2 separate regions of the Homo sapiens genome follow, and region 2 is linked to region 1. Evidence: read pairs that join two places in POLR2A ChIA-PET (ENCODE). Cell type or tissue: Caco-2. All regions are shown on one strand. Links, peaks and the distances in the headings refer to the core of each region. The heading gives the core; the rest is flanking DNA.

Region 1 (10,797 bases), core at 3,930-8,929:
TTACAGGCGTGAGCCACCACACCTGGCCTCATCCCATTTTTTAATAACCATTCAAGGTTTTCACCCTGCTGGGACAAGTCTGTTGACTCTTTCCCTTTCTTTTTGCTTTTTGTTTTGCCACTATCAATGTTTTCTTTATTCACTCCATTTCTTAACCATTTAAAAATTTCTACCCTCTTAGGATGAATCCCTGGACTCATCCCTCTACCTTTCATACCTATGCCTAATTCATATTTTCCTGTGAATTAGTCTAGTGTTTTAATTAGCATCAGTAAGAACCATGAGAGGAAGCAGAGAGAGCAAATTTGATAGGGCTTCTAAGACTGTTGCTCAGTTTTGCAGCAGTAAAGTTATATGCGACACCCACGCAAAAGGTGCCCATGCCTCTTAATCATAACATTGACCATGATCTTGGCAATGGGCATATTCAATGGGTGAGTGTCCCAATTACCAAAAAGCCAGTCCCACATGACTTGCATACACAGTTTATCAGGTACTTCATCAGAGTGTTGCTTTTAACATTTATAGGGGGAGTTGGACAGCCTCACTTCTCAGAGTAAACATACCTCATAGTGCCTTTTATCCAGTCCACCAGGCTGGTTGTTTCTTCAGGAATAACCTGCTGTGTGTCTGTGTCAGATATAGCCATCTGTGATTGTTCCACAGTGAGCAGTGAGTCCTCTGTCAACCCAGACATGTTCTTTCATTCTGCAGCATTCAAAACCAAAGATACTGTCTCTAAATCAGTTACTCTCAGAATCCACTTAAGTAAGGGTTTTTCAGGAAGCTGATGATATTGATCTACAAATGCGACAACTCTTCCACACTATCCCCCCTGGTTTCAATAGTTTATTGGTTGTACCTTCCCCCTACACACACCAACTTCTTGGTGACCAGAGGTCTTAGAGGTACCCTTTGTTGTCTCCACATAATTCTACCCTTTGAGGGCAGCTTCAAGGCTAGTGGCCAAAGTTCAGACTGACCAAAATCTGAGTTTGGTTTAGCATCAAAGTCCATCCAGCACTCTTTTAATTTCACTTTAGCTATTACAGATATAACAAAAACCAAGGAGTTATATGTTCTGCACTTTTCCTATTCATTTACATTTCCTTACGCATCCAATGAACCAATTCCTCAGCAGTTAGATCCACCTCCAAATTCCATTTGTAACTAAATTTAGTCACTGATAACAGCACAGCTGTCATGCTGGTCCATATCATGGGTGACTACATGACCACCCAGGAATCAAAAGTTCTGTATCTCCCACCCTTTCATCCTTTCTCTTCCCAAACCACTTTTCCATTAGCTAGGACCATTCTAGTGAATCCTAAATTTTCTGACACTAAATAATCAGGGTCTTTCTAATCCCACTTCTGACACCAATATGAGCTGTTTTGACTCACAACAGTTCTGAAACCAAATGTGTGGTGTTTTTGTTTTTATGCCTCACAACCATTCTCTAACTCTTCAATCACCAACTGTGTGTCCTACAATTCAATTCAACTCTGACACTAATTACCCAGAGTTAGTGTCAGACTACACTGGTTTAAGGGCTCAGTCCCACAAGACTGCCCTCACTTCAGATGCCAGTCACAAGTTATTCAGGTTCCCAGGTTAACCATACTTCTGTCTGACTTGGCTACAAAGTCAAGGGCTTCCCACAACACCTCCTCCCTTATTTTATGTTCATTAATTTGCTAGAATAGCTCACAAAACTCTAAAACACACTTTACTTTCTATTACTGGTTTATTATAAAAAAGACAAATGAATAGGCCAATGAAGAGGGTGAACATAGGGTAAAGTCCGGAAGGATCCTGAGAGAAGCTTCTGTTCCCATGGAGTTGTGGTATGCCACACTCCTGGCATGTGGATGTATTCACCAACTCAGAAGCTCTCTGAATGCTATTGGTCAGGGGGTTTTATGGCAATTCCATTACATAAGCACAATTGATTAATTCACCATTGAAATTGACTCAATCTCTAGGATCTCTTTCTTTCCAGAGGTTGGGGATGGGGCTGAAAGTTCTAAGCTCCTAATCAAGTCTTAGTCTTTCTGAAGACCTGCCCCCATCCTGAAGCTATCTAGGGTACCACTAAGAATTGTCTCACTACAGCCGGGCGCGGTGGCTCACGCCTGTAATGCCAGCACTTTGGGAGGCCGAGGCGGGTAGATCACAAGGTCAGGAGATTGAGACCATCCTGGCTAACATGGTGAAACCCCGTCTCTACTAAAAATACAAAAAATTAGCCAGGCTTGGTGGCGGGCACCTGTAGTCCCAGCTACTCGGGAGGCTGAGGCAGGAGAATGGCGTGAACCTGGGAGGCGGAGCTTGCAGTGAGCCGAGATCGCACCACTTCACTCCAGCCTGGGTGACAGAGCGAGACTGTGTCTCAAAAAAAAAAAAAAAATTGTCTCACTAAAACAAAAGAGCCTCCTATCACCCTTGATATGAAATTCCAGAATTTTCTGTGATACCACATGGCCATTGCTTGTTTTGCTATATGTTAATGTCTTTCATAATAACTTCTGAGCTCTGTATATATTGGGGTATTAGCTCCTTGTCATATATTAAAAATATTTTTACTCTAGTTGTCCATTAACTTTATTTTTCATGACCCTTGCTGTACAAAAGCAGATTGTTTTCATCTTTAAGTGAATAAAACTATTACTGGTTTATTGTAAAAAGTAATATTAATTTTTATTTAAATCTTTCATCTAGCTAGAATTTTTTTTTTTTTTTTTTTGAGACTGAGTCTCGCTCTGTCACCCAGGCTGGAGTACAATAGCGCAATCTCGGCTCACTACAACCTCCGCCTCCCGGGTTCAAGCGATTCTCCTGTCTCAGCCTCCTAAGTAGCTGGGATTACAGGCATGCGCCACCACGCCTGGCTAATTTTTGCATTTTTAGTAGAGACAGGGTTTCACCACGTTGGTCTGGCTGGTCCCAAACTCCTGACCTCGTGATCCACCCGCCTCGGCCTCCCGAAGTGCTGGGATTATAGGCGTGAGCCACCACGCCGGGCAGAATTGTTTAATAAGATATACAGGCCAAGCATGGTGGCTCATGTGTGTAATCCCAGCACTTTGGGAGTCCAAGGTGGGCTGATCACTTGAGCCCAGGAGTTCAGGATGAGCCTGTGCAACATGGCAAAACCCCATCTCTATAATAAATACAAAAATTAGCCGGGCGTGGTGGTGCATGCCTGTAGTCCCAGCTACTTGGGAGGCCGAGGTGGGATCACCCGCGCCCAGGAGGCACAGGGTTCAGTAAGCCAAGATCGTGCCACTGCACTCCAGGCTGGGCGACAGAGCGAGACCCAGTCTCAAATAAATAAAAATAATAAAATATCCCATGGTATTCCTTAATAAATTTTAGTTTTCATTTATTGAATTACTTGTTGAATTATTTATTATTTTCCCATGCTGATTTGGAAGGGTACCATTATCATTTCTCTAAGACTTTGGTTTATTTCTGCAGTATTTCATTCTATTGATCTATTCTTGTGCCAGTAAAATACTCTATTGTTGCACTGCAAAACTTTTAGTATATACTAGGGCTAATCCTTCTGGGTTCCCTTGAATTTTTCTGGTGGTGTTGTGATTTTTTTATTGGACTTGCACTAGAGTCAGTGATATACAGAGAACTGGCCTCTTCAGGAGTCTTCCTATTCAAGAATGTGGTAAGTTTATCAATTTGTCTAAGTTTTGCCTCAGAAGGAGTTTTGCTGTGTTTATACAAGTCTCATTTATTCTTTTTGTTAGATGTTTCTTTTCTTTAGCTGAGTTTTTTTTTGCACCCATTATGTTTCTTAACTAGTAAATCTGGTGAGTTTTTCCCATTTATTTTCATTAAATAAAATAAGAGGTAAAATCACATAAAATAGCCATATTTGGTTCTGGTATTGTCATCTTATTGCATATTTGTGTGTGTGCGTTGCTGTTTCTTATACTTATCTTTAGTTTTGTGGGGAATTATTCTGTTTCTCTCTTTTTAAAAATTTTCTTCCCCAGCTCTGCTAACAGTATATTTGGAGACAAATACGTCTACCAGGTTACTGTTTTCTCTCTCAATTATGTAACAAACCTCTACTTTTTCTGTTTATCAACCAAAGAAAAGAAACTGGTTCTATTTGCTCAGCTCACAAAAGAGAAAATGAATTAGTGTATCTGTTCTCCTGCCATTCTACCCGATTTATCTCCATTTTCATTGGCCTATTTTGTCTACTATCATCTTTTTTAACATTATGTAGCCTTTCTTTCAATAATTATAATTGCTTTGTTGCCACAGTCACCATAGAGAATTAAGTGTATGTTTAATGAGATTTGCTTGCCATATCCTCTCACCCCAGAGTGGCTTACAGTATTCTCATTTTTTTGATGTGAAACTAGTTGGGATCTCTGGTAGTTCAACAACTGCTTGTATAGTCATGGGGTTGTCAATGCATTACTGGGAGAAGTTGTTATACTTTTCTGTTACTTACCAAGGATACATAAAGCATCTACCCACATATGAGGGGTTCACCGTGAATGTGCTATGGTGGTTACTGGCTGAAAGTCTGGGACAGGACAGCCACCTTTAAACCTGGACACAAGTTGAGCTGTTATAAAGCTGAAAGGCAAAAGCAAGAATTTAAATTTTCTACAGCAGCCTGGTTGGTGCCTGCCTTTTCCACATCAACAGTTTGGTACCTGAGTAAATGACAGTGAAGGAGGAGTGAGTAGGGGCTTGGAGCTTAACGAGGCTTATTGCTGCATTTGTGAGAAAGACCCATTTCTATGTATTCTTCACTCCACTTGCCTAGTGATCACCCCTTTCAGGTTTCTTCTAACAGTGACAACCTTGGGAATTTCAAACTAAATCTTCAGTATGATAAGGTTATGCAGGACTAAAAACTGGGTAGCAATAAATGGGCTTTAGAAAACAAAGCATGCAGGTTTTCCCAGGCACTTTCAACTAATGCAAACATATACAGTACAGAAAAGAGAAGATGTAACTTTTCTCTGAAAAAAAGGTTTATTGCATATGGAAATCAATAGATATCTTTTACAAAAAAAGGTTAGAATAAAGATCTCACATTTGTAAAGGCACATATGAAACATTTTATAGCAAGCACAAGGGCAGTGAGAACATCAACAAGGTCCAATATCTAAATAAGACTTTATAAAAACAGATAGGAAACAGTGCAAAAAATACTGTCAAAGTCAGTTCTATACACCTCATAACTGTGTATACAACTGGCAAGCATAAGCTTATTTACTGATATAAAATAGCACATAGAATAGCATGCATAGTTTTATTTTAGGCTTTTCATATTATTAAATTGATAGGGAGTCTATACCAAAGTACAGTTGACATGAATAGTGATAAAAATCACTCCCCAGCTTAGGGAATGTCCTATAAACATCTCACCCCTCCCTCTGCTTACAACTACAGTTTGGTAGTAAGGAGACTGGGCTTCCATCTTGCAAGGTGGCAAGCGGCCACCACAGGGGGCGAATGTGCTCTCAGGATCCCAAGTCCCAACCTGGAATGCATTTCTTACGGCAACAACATAAGAGATGGTGATTAAATGTCTGGGTCAGCCCACAAAAGCCAACCAGATCTGGCTATCACAGCCCTCCATTTGGGCTGTGGTGGAGGTCAGTGGGCTTCTATGGGCTGACGCAAGAACCTTAAGAACAAACCGGTTTCTAAGTTGGGGACTTGTCTGTACATCGTTTCAAAATGAAACCTAATAAATGTCATTTGTTTTGAATGATACCAAAATTCACAACATTTTGTGAAACAAAGATCAAGGAAAGCATCAAAATACTGAAGTAGGGAGCACAAGCCTAGTCCAGTGAAACAAACTAGATTAGCTTGTTACTTGATGTAACACAAGTTACATAAGGTTACACATTTATTAGTAATTTGCATATTTAAACCTTTTTTTCCACTGAAGTATCCTCAAGCACATTAATTAGCTATTGAAGGAACAAAGGACATACATAGGAACTCATCTCTGATGAAGAGTAGCTTTATGTCAGAAAGGAGAAGGCTAATGAATTTTTAAGATTCCAAACAGTGGCAAGAAAGTTCAAAGGAAATTGCAGTAAAATTGTACAATGTTCAAGTTGAAAAAAAAAATGGCTCTGAATTACAGCATTCAGTTCTATGCTCAAGGTATGTATTAGCTAACACTGCAGTTGTCAGAGGTGGGAGGCCCCTGAGAAATGCTGAGAATGCCAGGCACCCCAGTTCTGAGAGCCACCCTAGCTAAACTCAAAGCAGCATTCTTGAGATTTTAGCAAAAGGCTCCGCCCCAAGCCACAAAAAGATCCCAATCCAATCTTTTCAGCTTTATCCTCTAAAACCTTTTGTCAGATGAGATAGCATTTGTGTTTCCCAGGAGGAGAAGGTTGGGGAAGAAAATGAAGATAGCTTACATACAGATTTTGGATGACCCGCTAATCTTTCCCCTTCCTAGGTAAGTGAAAACAGATAAAATGTTTCTGGGCAGCCCAAAGGTTTACCACCTGTTTCACTAGAATGGCCAGTCTGTGTAAAGAGGCTATAATGACGAAAGCATTTTCCCTGCAGGGAGAAGCTAGAAACAAATGGGTCTTCCTATACATCAGTCTGCCAAATGCAGCCTCTCTCAATCTATATAAGTTCACCTCGAAATACATATTAAGTACTGCTGTCATCATTGTTTTAAACAGAGCGTCTTTCATTTTTTCTAATAGTGACTGATTCTATCGGCAAGGGAACAAAAGGGTGAGAAAGGGAGCTTCCTGCTTGCTGAGTTTTCTAGCTATTTTCATTCTGGTTATTTTCATCCGCCAGATCTTTTTTTTTTTTTTTTTTTTTTTTTGAGACAAAGTCTCACTCTGTTGCCCAGGCTGGAGTGCAGTGGCATGATCTCGGCTCACTGCAACCTCCACCTCCCGGGTTCAAGCAATTATCCTGCCTCAGCCTCCTGAGTAGCTGGGATTACAGGCATGTGCCACCATGCCTGGCTAATTTTTTTTTTTTTTTTTTTTTTTGTATTTTTAGTAGAGACGGGATTTCACCATGTTGGCCAGGCTGGTCTTGAACGCCTGACCTCAGGTGATCTGCCTGCCTCAGCCTCCCAAAGTGCTGGTTTGATTACAGGTGTGAGCCACCACATCTGGCCATTTGCCAGATCTTATTCTTTGAAACTATACAAGCAATTTTTAAAAAATTAAAATAAGATTTCCTAATTACATATTTCTGAGAGGTTTAAGGCAATGATTCTCTGACGAGGATTAACTCTTACATCTGGGTTGCACTCATAGGGTAGGTAAAGAAAAGAAAAAGTGTACTGTTGAGAGTTGATCCATAAAGCAGATGGGGAAATATGAAAAGGCAGCAGAGGCTGGGTGTAATCCCAGCACTTTGGGAGGCCGAGGGGGGTCATCACGAGGTCAGAGGTTTGAGACCAGTCTGGCCAACATGGCAAAACCCCGTCTCTACTAAAAATATAAAAATTAGCCGGGTGTGGTGGTGCACGCCTATAATCCCAGCTACTTTGGAGGCTGCACTCCAGCCTGCGCAACAGGAGTGAGACACGATCTCAAAAACTAAAAAAAAAAAAAAAAAGAAAAAGAAAAAAAAAAAGGCAGCAGACCCTAAGTGAACAAGGTGCTCATGGAATGAAGAGGGTGACAGCACACAACAGTCCCACCCGTTCCCCTGAACAAGACAAGGAACACCAAAGTCACTGCATGTACATCCCAGTTTTGTGGCCTGAATAGAAACATGACTTGCTCTAAAGGGGAATGTCCTCTGCAGCACCTCTGAGATCACAGGGGAGAAGAATCAAGAAATCCAAGAGCCGGGGCTGCTAACTCTGGGAGCCACATGGGTAAGCAGAATGCTCTGCTAACAAGCAAGGCAAGGAAAGGCTGCCAGCAGCAGGCGAGGGAAGATGGTGCTTTTGATCAGCAAATCCAGGCAAATATGATAAACCACACATCATAATCCATGACATTCATCAAGCTCTACCTCAACAGTGAAGACAGTTTAAAACTATGAGCTAGGGTGAAATAGACTCCAACACTGCTGCAGGCTTTCCCTAGCATGCCACTTGGTGGTTTCCATCACTCTGACATTACAGAAAGGGAGGCAGGGAGTAGGAGAGGCATTCCAGAGTTCAGAAAATTATTTGTGAAACAGAGAACTTTTGGATAGCAACTTCAGGACTGATGCAAAAATCCTTCCTCTCCCTCTTCCCATTTATAGAAACTTTTGAGCAAGTTTATGGCACTTCTGGGAAAGAATGATCCTGATGGCCCAAAGTGTGGCAGAAGGAGCAATGACTTTCCACACAAATGCTTGTCATATTCAGGCTGCCCAGTAGCTCCAGCCCTCCTGCCTTGTAACTCAATGTCCTTGAATTTATTTTTAAAATGGGAAGGCTAAAAACAAAGCTGCAAACGGTAGGAACTGATGCACATCCTCTTCTTTACTGTACCAAACAACAATCATTTTCCAGTCTATGAAATTGATGGATGCCAGACACTCAATGCTAGGCTCATGGACATTTTAATAGAGAATATCTTAGTTTGGCTTTGAGAAAGAAGATGCAGCTATATTAAGCTGAAAAGATAAGAAAGGTAGTCTACTGAATAAAAATACTTACCTATCTGAGTTTCTAACAGAAACACAAAAGCTGAGAGCAGGCTGGATAAAGGCTGAGTGTTGATGGCGCAAGCTGGTGGTCAAGTTTCACAGGGCCCCCTGAATAACACTGACTTCTGGACAACACATTTGAGGTGGCAGAATTTGATGAGATTTCCCCCACATTTCTCCCTGGCACGTTGCTGTTACTTTCAACAGACGCCATCTGTAAGGTCCTTTGCCCCAAAATGTCTTAGAAGCTTAAGTAAAGACAAGAACTATTTTGCTTCCTTGCTCAGCGTTCAAGAGAAGTATCAAATGCAGTTTAACATCTTACAGCTTTATTTCCACCCTATAGGGCCAACTAGTGTGCCAACCATAAGGCTGTAGGCCATTGGAGAATTTGTGTGGTTTCTACAGAAGACCCAAATTTCTCCATTTGGAAACCATGCTGGATGAGCTGTTGCTCTGCTCATGAAAAGAAATCACTAAATAAGAGCATGATGAGTGTCTCAAAACCATTGGCAATATAATAAAACACAGCAGCAGAATAATTGTTGGTAAAACATGGGAATGCTCAATTCCCTAAAAGGGCTACCCTAAGAGCCCAACAGTAATTATGTGGTGCTTCCGGAAATGTCTTACTCTAGGAGCTCCACAGAGTTATTTCTGACACTGAGTAAGAACACAGGTCTGACTCAATCCCATCCCTTGAATCTGTGCTCCCTGGCACACATCCTAGAATGCCCTGTACCCTCCATCCCCCCAACCCCCGCACCTCAAGGGATTGACAGATCTTCCCCAAACGAAAATCAGTAACGAAATAGTTGTCCTTTACCAAAGGGGGCAATCAAGGACCCTCTGAGAATACCAGAATCCATGGATGTTCAAGTCTTTTATATAAAATAGCACAGTATTTGCATATAACCTATGCACATCTCTTGCATACTTTAAATCATCTCTAGATTATTTACAATACCTAACTCAATGCCTACACATCACTTCATTTGTGTGAATTCAATGTAGTATTCAGCATGTGGCAAATTCAACTTTTGCTTTTTGGAACTTTGTGGGTTTCCCCTCTTCCCCAAATATTTTTCAATCTGTACTTGGTTGAATATAGGGATGTGGAACCCACAGATAGGGGTGGTCAACTGTACTCATCTTCACCATCGAATACACCATTAGATGGGGAAAGGGAGACTAGAAGGCACATTCTGCTTTTTGACAAAGGACACTTTTGGGACCCATACGTCACGTAACAAGTAGGCTGAGGTCAGCTAATACAGACTGTTCATCGGGAAAGGACAGCAGCTAAAAACTCCAGAGTGATATGCCTGATGGCCAATCCGGCTTAAGAGAAGCTGCAGTGCACTATCTACCTCTGCAACTTCCATGTCCCAGGAGATGGCCCATTCACCAAGTGATGCAAGGATCACTATGAGCAGGGCAGCACGTTCGTGAAAAGAGCTGGGCCACCCAGGGTATACCTTTTGTGTTCATTAGCACTGCTCTGGAGAAATGACATCTGGTGTTGGGACCCACAGTGTATCAGGGGGAAGATATAGGTGATCCATGCGAGTACTGTCTATTTGCAGAAAATATGGTCCATTATTGGAAATTTCATATGGGTCAATCTATATTAAGCTGGAAAAATAATCAGCTGGATGAAAAGGCCAGCCTGCTGTACCCACTGGAGTTTATAACTGAAAAGCACAAGCTGAAAGAAAGCAGGATAAAGGTTAAGTAGGTGTAAGCCATGGTCAAGTCCTACAAGGCCCACCCTCAGCAGTCTACAAAGACCCTCTCTTCAGGCTGATGAAAGAGGGGGCCAGAGATGGCCAAGTGACTCTTAGGAAAACAATGACAGTTTAGCTATAATTTTAAAAAGCGGTTCCTCTTCTCAATCTACAAAATTAAAAGTAAAATTCTCTCAATTTAAGCTCCTCAAAAGCTTACGATTCAAAATATTCCACATAGGTATTTTTACCTTCCCTGATCTTATTGTTTAGCTCCGACTGAATATTGCAGCTCATTCATCTTTACTCCTATGTAATCAATGTTTAACATCCTTTTTTCATGCAACTAAATCCTCCTTTACTTCCTATCTGGGGAAAGAAGTGCATACCAATGTCTATGCTATCTGTAAATGCTACCAGATACTCTTGCTAA
Region 2 (10,797 bases), core at 2,899-7,898, 160 kb before region 1:
AACATATTAATAATTGCTATTTTATGTGCAACAAGAAAGGTGTTAAAAAGTTGTAAGCAAGAGCATGATTTCATTTACATTTTAAGAAAATCTCTCTGAGTGTAGAAAGGATTTGGGGGAAAACAGATCAAAGCAAGGAGTCCAGTTAGAGCTGTGGCAGAAGTCTCGACACAGGAGGAGGATTTGGATGAGAGTACTGACAGAAAAGATTAAGTGAAGAAGGCAGATTCAATACCATTTTAATTGTTTGAAAGGCACAACATTTTATTGATTGGGTATGGGGTTCAGGGAGGTGTAAAAAATGTCACAGGCTTCTGGTATAAATAATTAGATTTTAAATGGTGCCATTCTCTGAAATGGGAGAAGGTTAGAAGATGAGCAGTTTAATTCTGAGACATTCAAATGGAAATGGTAAGCAGGCAAATAAATGCATAAGCCAGAGGGATCAAAGAAAAAGAAGAAAATAAAATTTAGAAGCCATCAGTATGGAAATGGTGTTTAATCCAGGAAGTGGATGAATTTGCCTAGGAAGAGAATGACTGAGTCATGGAGCAGAAGTAAAGCAGAGAAGAAGATTAATACACATGAAAGATAAAACCACAATGAAGGAATAGAGACTATGTGAGAGAGACAAAAAATGCCTGCTTAGTTTTTTGTGTTTTTGTTTTTTGTTATTTTGTTTGTTTGTTTTTGTTTTTGTTTTTTGAGTCTTGCTCTGTCCCTCAGACTGGAGTACACTGGCAAGATCTCGGCTCACTGCAACCTCCATCTCCCTGGTTCAAGTGACTCTCCTGCCTCAACCTCCCAAGTAGCTGGGATTATAGGCACCCGCCACCACACCCAGCTAATTTTTGTATTTTTAGTAGAAATGGGGTTTCACCACGTTGGCCAGGCTGGTCTCGAACTCCTGACCTCATGATCCACCCACCTCAGCCTCCCAAAATGCTGCGATTACAGGCATAAGCCACCGTGCCTGGCCGAATGCTTAGTTTTCAGTATTAATGATAGACATAAATCCTCAGATTTGAGAATCACAACCAACACCAAGCAAATAAAAAGAAATCTTCAACTAGACATATCATGATGAAACATCAAAGACAAAAAGAAAATCTTAAAAGCAACCAGATAAGAAGGGCAGCCCACTCACAAGGGAATGATAATTAGACAGAAATCATGCTTTTAACAACAACAATGGAAGCCAAAAAAATCAGTGGAACAATATCTTCCACAATGCAGAGGAGAAATAACTGTCAAGCTGTAATTGTAGATTTTGAGAAACTATTATTTAAGATTAAGGGCAAGATGAAGACATCTTCAGACCAACAAAAGTAAACATTCACAAATACCTAAGAAAATTATACAAAGTAACAATAATGAAGGGTGACTAACTCTGCTAGATACAAAACATACTATCAAGATACAGTAATTAAAACAGCAGGGCAAAGGCAAAAGATTAAGCACACACATAAATAGAGCAGACTATAGCACCAGAAATAACCCCAAAACATGAAGGAATGTAATTTCTAACGAAGTTAGCAACAAAATTCAGTGAGAAAAACATAGATCATTTAATACATTGTCAAGAAAGTTTTAAAAGGAATTAAGTTGGATCTCTACCATTTTACATCAAAAGTAAAATTCCAGATAGATCACAGATCTAGAGGTAAAAAATGAAGTATTAAAAATACTAAAAAAAAATGGGAAACTTTTTAAGATTTCAGAATGAGAAAGCTGAATTATGATCCAAACCTAGAAAGCATAAAAGAAAAATAATAAACTTGACTATGTAAAAATAGAAAGTTCCAGTTGGAAAAGAAACACCATAAATTACATAAAGAAAAAAACTACACCAGAAAAAAAAATCTTTGCAAGCCATATTCACTAATGTTGAAGTCTTTTTTTCCTTCTCACATTAAAAAAAAAAAAAGAAGAAGACTTTGTATTTCTGCTCTCTGGAAGATCCTTTCCCCGTTTTTTCTCAGTTTGAGTCAAAGCTCACCCTAGTTCATACCTACTCATTCTCCAAATGCCCACCTAATAATCACCCCCTTCACATCCTTTAGGAAGCCCTCCCTGACTCCCCCAAACTGTAGACCCTTCTAGGCACTCTCAGTGCATCCTCTGTTCATTTCAGAATGAGGGAGTGCAGTGGTGCGATCTCAGCTCACTGCAAGCTCCGCCTCCCGGGTTCGCGCCATTCTCCTGCCTCAGCCTCCAGAGTAGCTGGGACTACAGGCGCCCGCCACCATGCCCGGCTAATTTTTTGTATTTTTAGTAGAGACAGGGTTTCACTGTGTTAGCCAGAATGGTCTCGATCTCCTGACCTCGTGATCTGCCCGTCTCGGCCTCCCAGAGTGCTGGGATTACAGGCGTGAGCCACCGCGCGCCCGGCAGTGTTGAAGTCTTTGAGAGCCCTAACAAATGACAGCACTTTACCCTGTCTTAATTCTGGACAAACTGAGAAATTAAATAAAGGAGTGGAATCTAGAGGTCAAAACAATTTTATTTCTGGTTAAAATTTAGTTGTCATACATTGCTTAGTGAGAGAGCCAAATGGGTCTGCTAACAGGACCACAGATGAAGACAGGTGAGGAAAAGCACAAGACATGCCTGGGATACAACAGCTACACTGGGTTGCCGTCTTTGAACACAACAAGCTCATTCCTACCTCAGGGACTTCGTGCTTGTGGCTCCTTCTTTGGCTTATGAAATAACCTTTTGCTAGATATCCGTGGACTGGCTGCTTCTCATTATTCATACATATAAGCTCACCTGTGATCTCCTCGCAGAGACCTTAACTTAAAGTGGGCCACCCTATCCTCGCCACCATGATCACAATTGCAAATTATCTTATTTATTTACTTATTTGAATAGTTATGTCATGGCTAATTGTCTTCCATTAAAATATAAATTCCATTAGAACACAGGCCTGTCTTGCTGATCAGTTTGTCCCCAGAACAGTGCCTGACGCAGAGTAAATGTTCAATACATATTCACTGAATGAATGAGGGCTCCCCCTGAAATGAACAGAGGATGCACTGAGAGTGCCTAGAAGGGTCGACAGTTCGGGGGAGTCAGGGAGGGCTTCCTAAAGGATGTGAAGGGGGTGATTATTAGGTGGGAACTTGGAGAATGAGTAGGTATGAACTAGGGTGACCTTTGACTCAAACTGAGAAAAAACGGGGAAAGGACCTTCCAGAGAGCAGAAATACAAAGCCTTTTTTTTTTTTTTTAATCTGAGAAAGAAAATGGCCCTTTTGTTAGGGACAGAGCCCAGTAGTCCAACTCAGATTCAGAAGCAAAAGAGGAACAAAAGTTAAGGCTGGAAATGCAAGCCAGGGGTAAGATCATCAAGGAATTTTATGCCAAATTCAGGCATTTTGATTTTATCTTACGGGGAATAGGAAACTACTGAAGGAGTTAAGCTTGGAAGTAAATGATCAGATTTATGTTTTAAAATGGTGACATATCCCTAACACCTAATGCAGTCTGTGGCCAGAATAATTCCTCAAAAAAACCAGTAAATGAACTTTTTGTGGAGAATGGATTTGAGAGGAGCAATATTAGAGGCAGGTGGACCAGCAGGGAGGCTGCTGCAGCCACTCAGGTGAGAAATGATGACTGGCTTCTCCAAGTGCCCCTGGGGTGGTGGTGGACAGTATTGCTACATCCGCCTGCAAAGGTTGCTTCTCACCCTTCACCCCGATGGTCAAGACATGCAATCTTCACCCTGCAGGTATCTTCACGGTTTTTCAGAAGAGCAAAAGTCACCATCCTAATTCTACACTTTCAAAATGTCTCCCTGATTACCCCCTTTGCACTTAGGGAAATCACAAAGCAGAGAGCCTCCTCATCTAGAGGAAAGCATAGGGGTCCCTTGTCTCAGAATCATCAAAGTCTCTTTTTCAGATTTCTGCAACCCAACCATTAGCACAGCCTATGAGCACGTCCCTTCTTTCAAACAAAGGCGTGAAAAAGAAACGGCAACAACCACTCAAATGAATCTTTTGGCAAATGTACGGATTCTGATTTTTCCTCAAGGAGAAGGGCTCATTAAGTATAAGACCCTGCATTCAGCCCTGGCCCATATTTACTAAAAACTAAACTGGAAAAAAAAACTCTACAAAGCCAGCTCCAGAAAGAGAGAAGTCCATCCCATGTGGAACTACAATCCTGGAAATTGAATGTTTAATTCATAGAGTAAATTACAAGAGATTACTTGTACAAGTAGCTGCAATGTCCTTAAAATTATTCTTTAACTGAGGAAAAGTTTTTTGACCTTTGGAGAAAATGCTTGCTTCTAGCTATGACTAAAAAGAGATTTCCTTCTTTCTCTGTTGTGTTAAGAATCTTTTCTTCTTATAAAGAAGGCACCACAGTGATTTATAACTGTCATAAAAGCCTGGAATCCTTTTGAGGTTAAGCTACTCAGCTATTCAACTTTTACTACAGAAACTTTGAAATTCAAAAAGAAAAAATAATGTAAGTTTTTGAAGGACATGTGTTGCTGTAGGTGATCCTGTTAATTAAAAGTGATTGCCTGCTAGGAAATCATACTTTAAAAAGTTTCATGAATTTATTAGAACCCTGAAGGTATCTTTGTATGCACAGAGCTTTACATGCCATTTATGCAATTTTGTTTCAGATCTGCTTAAAGCCTTGCTGACACTCCCAGAGCAGCGAACAGCTCTGCTAGCATGCGTATGTGTTTTGGCTAATTGAATTATGTGAAAATACTTACTAATGAAGCGTTAGCAGAGGTGTTTGCTGTGTAGACTCCACGTCTAATTTCTTCTAAATTAGAAGCATCTTTTTTCAGCAGATTAATGTTTTAGGAAAGGCTGCTTTCTCATAGAAAAAAATAGCACATTGTCTAATATTGTGAGCCACTTTTGCCTGCTAAAAAGCTCTCTGCACACCTGATGTGCACATTGTATGTGACAAATCTAAAAAGCATTTTAAATAATAAATTTTTAAAATGCATTACTCTGGAAAGACCAATGATGTGTAATTATCCAATCACATTAATGAACAAATTATTAATCTTCTCTTAAAACATTTGGTGTTTTTCTCCCCCTTTAATACACTTTTAAGAATGATTGTGTTTGGTTTGGTTTGGGTTTAATGAGGATTATTCTTTAATGGTCCTATTTGGATTATTTTTCAGCGTGTCTATTTGGAAACATTACCTCGTAACATTTGCTGCTGTAATTCTGCGATCCCCTGACGCTGGTATTTGAGAAACACACTCTGGAAACGCTGTGGTTGTTTTTCACAGGAACCCAGGGAGCTATCAAAGTCGGAGAACGTGCCTCTGTTTGCAGGAGAGGTGGGCAGGCAGCGAGATCCCCGCGCACCGCTCGCTCGGGCTGCGGGCAGGCAGCAATCAGCTAATTGCCTAATCGGAGTGGGGAGCTGGTGCCCGCTCGCCGCGGTCGCCTCGCGGGTCACAGACAAGAGAGCGGCTTGTTTTCTCTCTGTCACATCGTCGTCTTGAACCGTGTGGTCTGTTGCAGGGGAAGGGGCCGAGCTGGAGGAGCGAGCGGGCGGGCGGCGCTTGGCACATCCCGAAGAACGCTGCCTCGGTTGCCTGCGAACGCTCAGGGCAGGCGCCAAGGGGGCTTCAGGGGGACAGGAGCCCGTGAGAAAACTTAGCTCGCCGCGCTCTGCTCAGCTCTACCCGGCTCCGCTCTCAGGCGTGTGCTCAGAACACACCGAGATCCTTTAGAAATAAATGTAATCGAGACTAATCTGGAAATCGTCCCTGCAGCCAAAACATCGGATGCTTATAAAATAGTTTGAGGGACAAGCGATGCAAAGCAATCGATGGGGGGGAAACGTTACATATATATGCATATATACACATATGCACACAGCACACGCACACAGTACACACACACAGCACACACCACACATACATATAAAGGTTGCATGTATACACACACAGTATATATGCTATACAATTACATACATAGGATATAAATTACACACATATGCTATAAAATTATATGTGTAAATGTTTGTATCTCCATGTATGTAATTTGTGTGACTAAAGAGAAAATTATTCTTTAACAAAAGATTAATATCTTTTAGAAGTGGTGTGATTCAGGTAGGACCATGAAGTCTGGCACAGAAAAGTTGCTCTTCAGTTTGGGGCTAGAGCTACCAATCCCAGACACTGCCACAGGTCTCAGTTTTCACTGTTTCCCCCTCAGGGAGAGCAGAGCGACTTCTACGAACCCCACACCCCTTATCTCCACTGCCTCCGAGAGTTCCCAGGCCAGCGGGCGTCTCCATTGCTGCCGTTTTCCATGGTTACACATCTATGCCATGTCATTTACACTTCAGTACATCCTTACCGCAATGCTTTTGCCTCCCTGGCTGGGGTTTTCCCATAAATCCCCATCTTTTATTTTTCTAGTACAGTTCTGTTTTCATATATTTTATAAAGGTACTAAGCCAGGGATCAAAAGAGTTCAGGTCAGATTTCCTATTCTGCCACACACTAGTCGTGGGTTCTTGTTTATGTCACTAACCTGCCGTCAGTCTCAGTTTCCAAATCTGTGAAGTGAGCCAAAAAAATACTTGTCCTCTCTACCTCACAAGGTAGTTGAAATGATCAAATGCAGACTGTCAGCCAGGAAAATGGGTCTGGCCTTGGGACACAGACTCTGAGGCTCTTGGGAAGCCGACTCTGAGATGGAGGTTAGCTTGCAGGTGTTTATTCGAGAGGTCTTGGAATCAACATCTAGGGAAAAGAAGGGAAGGGAAGCAGAAACGGGCAGAGGGAGAAGTTGAGTTGTGACCCAGTTTCGATGCCATCCTCAAGCCATCCTACTTGGAGCTCTGAAGCCAGAGTGACTCTTCAGAGTTGCTCCAAGTTGACATGAGGAGACCATACCTTTATCCTCCTATTTTGAGCCATTGGATTCAGGCTCTCCCAGGGAAGAGTTTCTTCTGCAGAGGCAATTCCCTAGAAGCAGATGACAGCCTGGGGTTTTCCAGCTAAAGAAATTGGTCCTCTCTTCCTAAAGGGGATGTGGGTGGCACCCATGTCAATATCCACCACACTGATCTTTTGCTTTTGCTTGTTTACTTTCTGGAATATGCTTGTTTACTTTCTGGAATATGCTAGGTGTGGACTGCCATTGCTGAGACTCGAACTTTACTTCCATAGCTTGCAGCTATGTAATACTCTGTCCACTCACCTACCCAGTCCAGGCTCCTGGACTCTAGCCCAAATCAGAGCCCAGGCCCTTTATGTACCCATTAAAGGAAGTCAGACACTACGAATCTTCCATGTTGCCTTAAGCAAAGTCACTCAACATCTCTTCAACTATAAAACAAGAATCTTCTTTCCAAACTAGCCTCAAAATAATTGGTTTCTATAATCAAACCAGGCAATGGGAACATATGCCATATGTGTGTGTGTTCATGTATGTGTTTTTGTGTCCATTTCATGTATGTATTCACTAAGTACATAGGTAGATGGATAGATGTGTCCCATAGCTTGGTTGAATTCTACAAAATAGTCCATGGTCTATCTGTACACCCATGTTTCATGTTTGTGTCTTTGGGGAACAGAGTCATTATCATGTAATAACTAATAGAATATTTACCAAGGATTTTTGATAAACATTATAGCATATGAGCTAAAGCCTAGTAGTCTAACTGGTATATAGCAGTTTCTCTAATAGATGTCAGTAACCTACTGTCTCACCTGCTAAACACTTTAAACCTATGTCTAGTACCAGTTTTCATTCATTCATCCAACAAGTATTGAATGCTTACTATATGTCAGACGCTGTCCCAGGCACCAAAGATGGGATTATAACTAATGCATAGTTCTTGCCCCAAGCAGCAATCAGATGCCTGAATGCAAATTCAAATACGATCATAAAAAGACAACATTAGGCTGTATACAGAATAACTGTCTTCTTTTTAATAATATGTTTTTAGTGATGTATCTCTTTAAAGATGCTCAATGTTTTTCATTCTAAGTCTAGGGAAATTGATTTTAATGTTTTTAACTTTTTTTTAATTGACTCATAATAATTGTACATATTTATGGGGTACATAGTGATGTTTTGATACATACAGTGTGCAGCAATCAAATCAAGGTAATTATCATATCTATCACCTCAAACATTTATCATTTATTTGTGTTAGGAACACCAAAAATTATCTCTTTTAGCTATTTGGAAGCATATAATAAACTATTGTTAACTATAGTCATCCCACTGTGCTATAGAACACTGGAACTTATTCCTCCTATCTAGCAGTAATTTTGTAGCATTTAATCAATCTCTCCGTCTCCCCCCTCCTCCAACACTTCCCAGCCTCTGAGAAGCGCTATTCTACTCTCTTCTTCCACGAGATCAACTTTTTTAGCTTCTATAAAGATGTTTAATTTTTCCTGTGAGGTTTATACAAACGTATATCTACAAAAAATATTTCCCACATACTTCCAAACGTAACAGCCAGTCAGCTACTTGACTCTGCATGGAAAACAAATCTTGCTCTCTTAATTCATTTTCCAAATTATTTTATGAGGTTGTATAATAAAAGTCCTTAGCTAATAATATCTTTATATTGTGTTTTACATTTTCAAAGTGTTTCCATATATATTAACAAATTCAAGCGTTACAAAAATCCTAGTAGGTAAACTGGGAAGTATTAAACCTATTACACTGAAAATGCACCCAAGGCACAGAGAAAGTTAAGTGATTAGCTAAGATTGCTTGGCTAATCCATTCAAACAAAATACAAAAACAAAACTAAATCTAGTACCCAGATCACTTTCCACTGAGAAGTTTGTATATATTAAGAGTTTTTCATAGTAACTAAATTTTTATGACCTCAGTCACACATGCTACCTCCTCTCCCCTTCCAAGAACCTGATAGCAAATCGCTCAGCTTGTCTGCAGCCAGTGTAGTTACTGGATAAAATGATTAGTGATTAGCGATAGGTATCAGTTTATATGAGTCACTGACTAAAGGGGACTACTATGAACTCAGAGTCTCAATCTGTCAACTCCCAGGATACAATTCAAATTCTATAATCTGGCTAACTTACTACTTGTTACTAATGGCTTAGAATTTTTTGAAATGATTTTATATTTTAAGGAGCATTTTAAAGTTCTCTTGTATATCTTGAAACATAATATCTCAGTAGACAGCAGGTAAGTAATTGCCCTTCAGTATCATCTCCTCTTGCCTTCAATGCTTGCTGCTCAGAAAGAGCACCATTATCTTATAACCTGATAAGAGGGCATTTCCAGAAAGAAATCAAGAGGCAGGAAGCCTGATTTTCAACAGTTGAGTGGACCCACTGCACTAAAACCGACGGAATTTGCCCTTGACCCATGCCTATGGTAGAAAGTGAATCCAGCCTGTAGCCTGTTAAGTGCATCAGAGGCCCAAGTGCCTGGGAGGTAGCCAGCAGGTGGGCAGTGGATGAGGGGGCTTCAGGGCCTTCTCCAGAAAGCTTTCTCATCATAAATTCACTTCCTCCCTTTACTTTAAATTACTCTGGCCTTCTCATATATAGTAACCACAAAATGCTCATACTAAAGTGGAAAATGGGAGAATAAAAATCAGGCAACAAAACTATATACACAAGGCTGAGTGTGGTGGCTCAAGCCCGTAGTTCCAGTGCTTTGGGAGGCCAAGGTGGGAGGATCGCTGAGGCCAGGAGTTTGAGACCAGCCTGGGCAACATAGCGAGACTCTGTCCCTACAAACAAATTTTAAAAATTAGCCAAGCGTGGTGGTGTGCACTTGTAATCCTAGCTACTTGGGAGGCCAAGGAGGAAGGATCACTTGAGCCTGGGGATTCTAAGTTTTTTTGCTTGAACCCAGGAGTTCTAAGTTTTAGTAAGCTATCATTGCCCTGCTGCACTCTAGCCTGGGTGACAGAACAAGACCCTGTCTCTGAAAAAAAAGAAGAAGGAAAAGAAAACTATATACACAGGCTTATTTATTTTCATAAGATAATTCACAAAATAGTGCTAAAGGAAAAGGCATGTGATATCTTTGATGTAATTTTGTCTTTATAGATGCAAATATTAATGATGTATACATACAGACCTAGATCTATACATGTACTCACAAAGAAAGATGCTGGAAGGCAAACCAGTAAAATTTACCATTATTTCTTTCTTAGGATTAGATGAATGGTATTTTTTAAGTTTTCTGTACTGAACATGGGTTATTTTTGATACTAGGAAAAAATGTTACTTGCAACAATAAATATAATTTTAAAATCTACCATATCAATGAGTATATGTCTTTTTAAAAAGACCAGAATTAGTTGTACAACAATGTGAATATACTTCACACTGCTGAATTGTACACTTAAATATGGTTAAGATGGTAAATTTTATATGATGCCTATTTTACCACAATTAATTTTTTTTAAAAAAAGATAAAGAGATTATGGTAAAGCACTCTTCCATGAATAAAGTTACAACATTGTTTTAAAGCCCAGAAATAATTACTTTAAAATGTCAAGTGATTGCTTTTCTTTTTTTATTTTAAAATTTTGTTCTCCCTTATCATTATCCACAAATGGTTTCTTTTCTTTTTCCTGGGGGGTAGATTGCTGCTAGTAGTTATTTTCATCTTTATTTATTAGATTTATTTATTTCTAAAATATTGTATAGGGTAATTATTACCCTTAAATTAAAAAAAATTCATTCCATGATTTCAAAAATACTAAATAAAAACAGTGACTGTTTGGTAATTTGTCCTTGTTGACATGTCGTTTTGTATTTATTTTTATGTTGTTTCATGTGCA

The links. ChIA-PET counts read pairs that join two places held together with the same protein. Peaks named below come from ENCODE experiments on the same cell type or tissue, not always from the same donor. Only the 100,000 strongest peaks of a DNase experiment are listed, where the experiment ranks them.
Region 2: POLR2A ChIA-PET joins it to region 1 with 6 read pairs; 2 of 35 experiments call an interaction of 5 or more read pairs at or near these places.

What each region holds. Positions count from the first base shown.
Region 1 is chr1:214,343,703-214,354,499 of GRCh38, forward strand. It overlaps PTPN14 (protein tyrosine phosphatase non-receptor type 14), which reads right to left. Exons shown (of 19, transcript NM_005401.5): 19 at 4,998-10,797. Among named protein-coding and RNA genes, the nearest start is that of SMYD2, 68 kb to the left of the region's middle. In Caco-2, for the core only: no CTCF peak of the experiment used is centred there; DNase peaks (open chromatin) are centred at 5,511 and 6,239.
Region 2 is chr1:214,181,924-214,192,720 of GRCh38, forward strand. No RefSeq gene overlaps it. Among named protein-coding and RNA genes, the nearest start is that of LINC02775, 75 kb to the left of the region's middle. In Caco-2, for the core only: no CTCF peak of the experiment used is centred there; no DNase peak of the experiment used is centred there; H3K4me3 peaks cover 931 bases.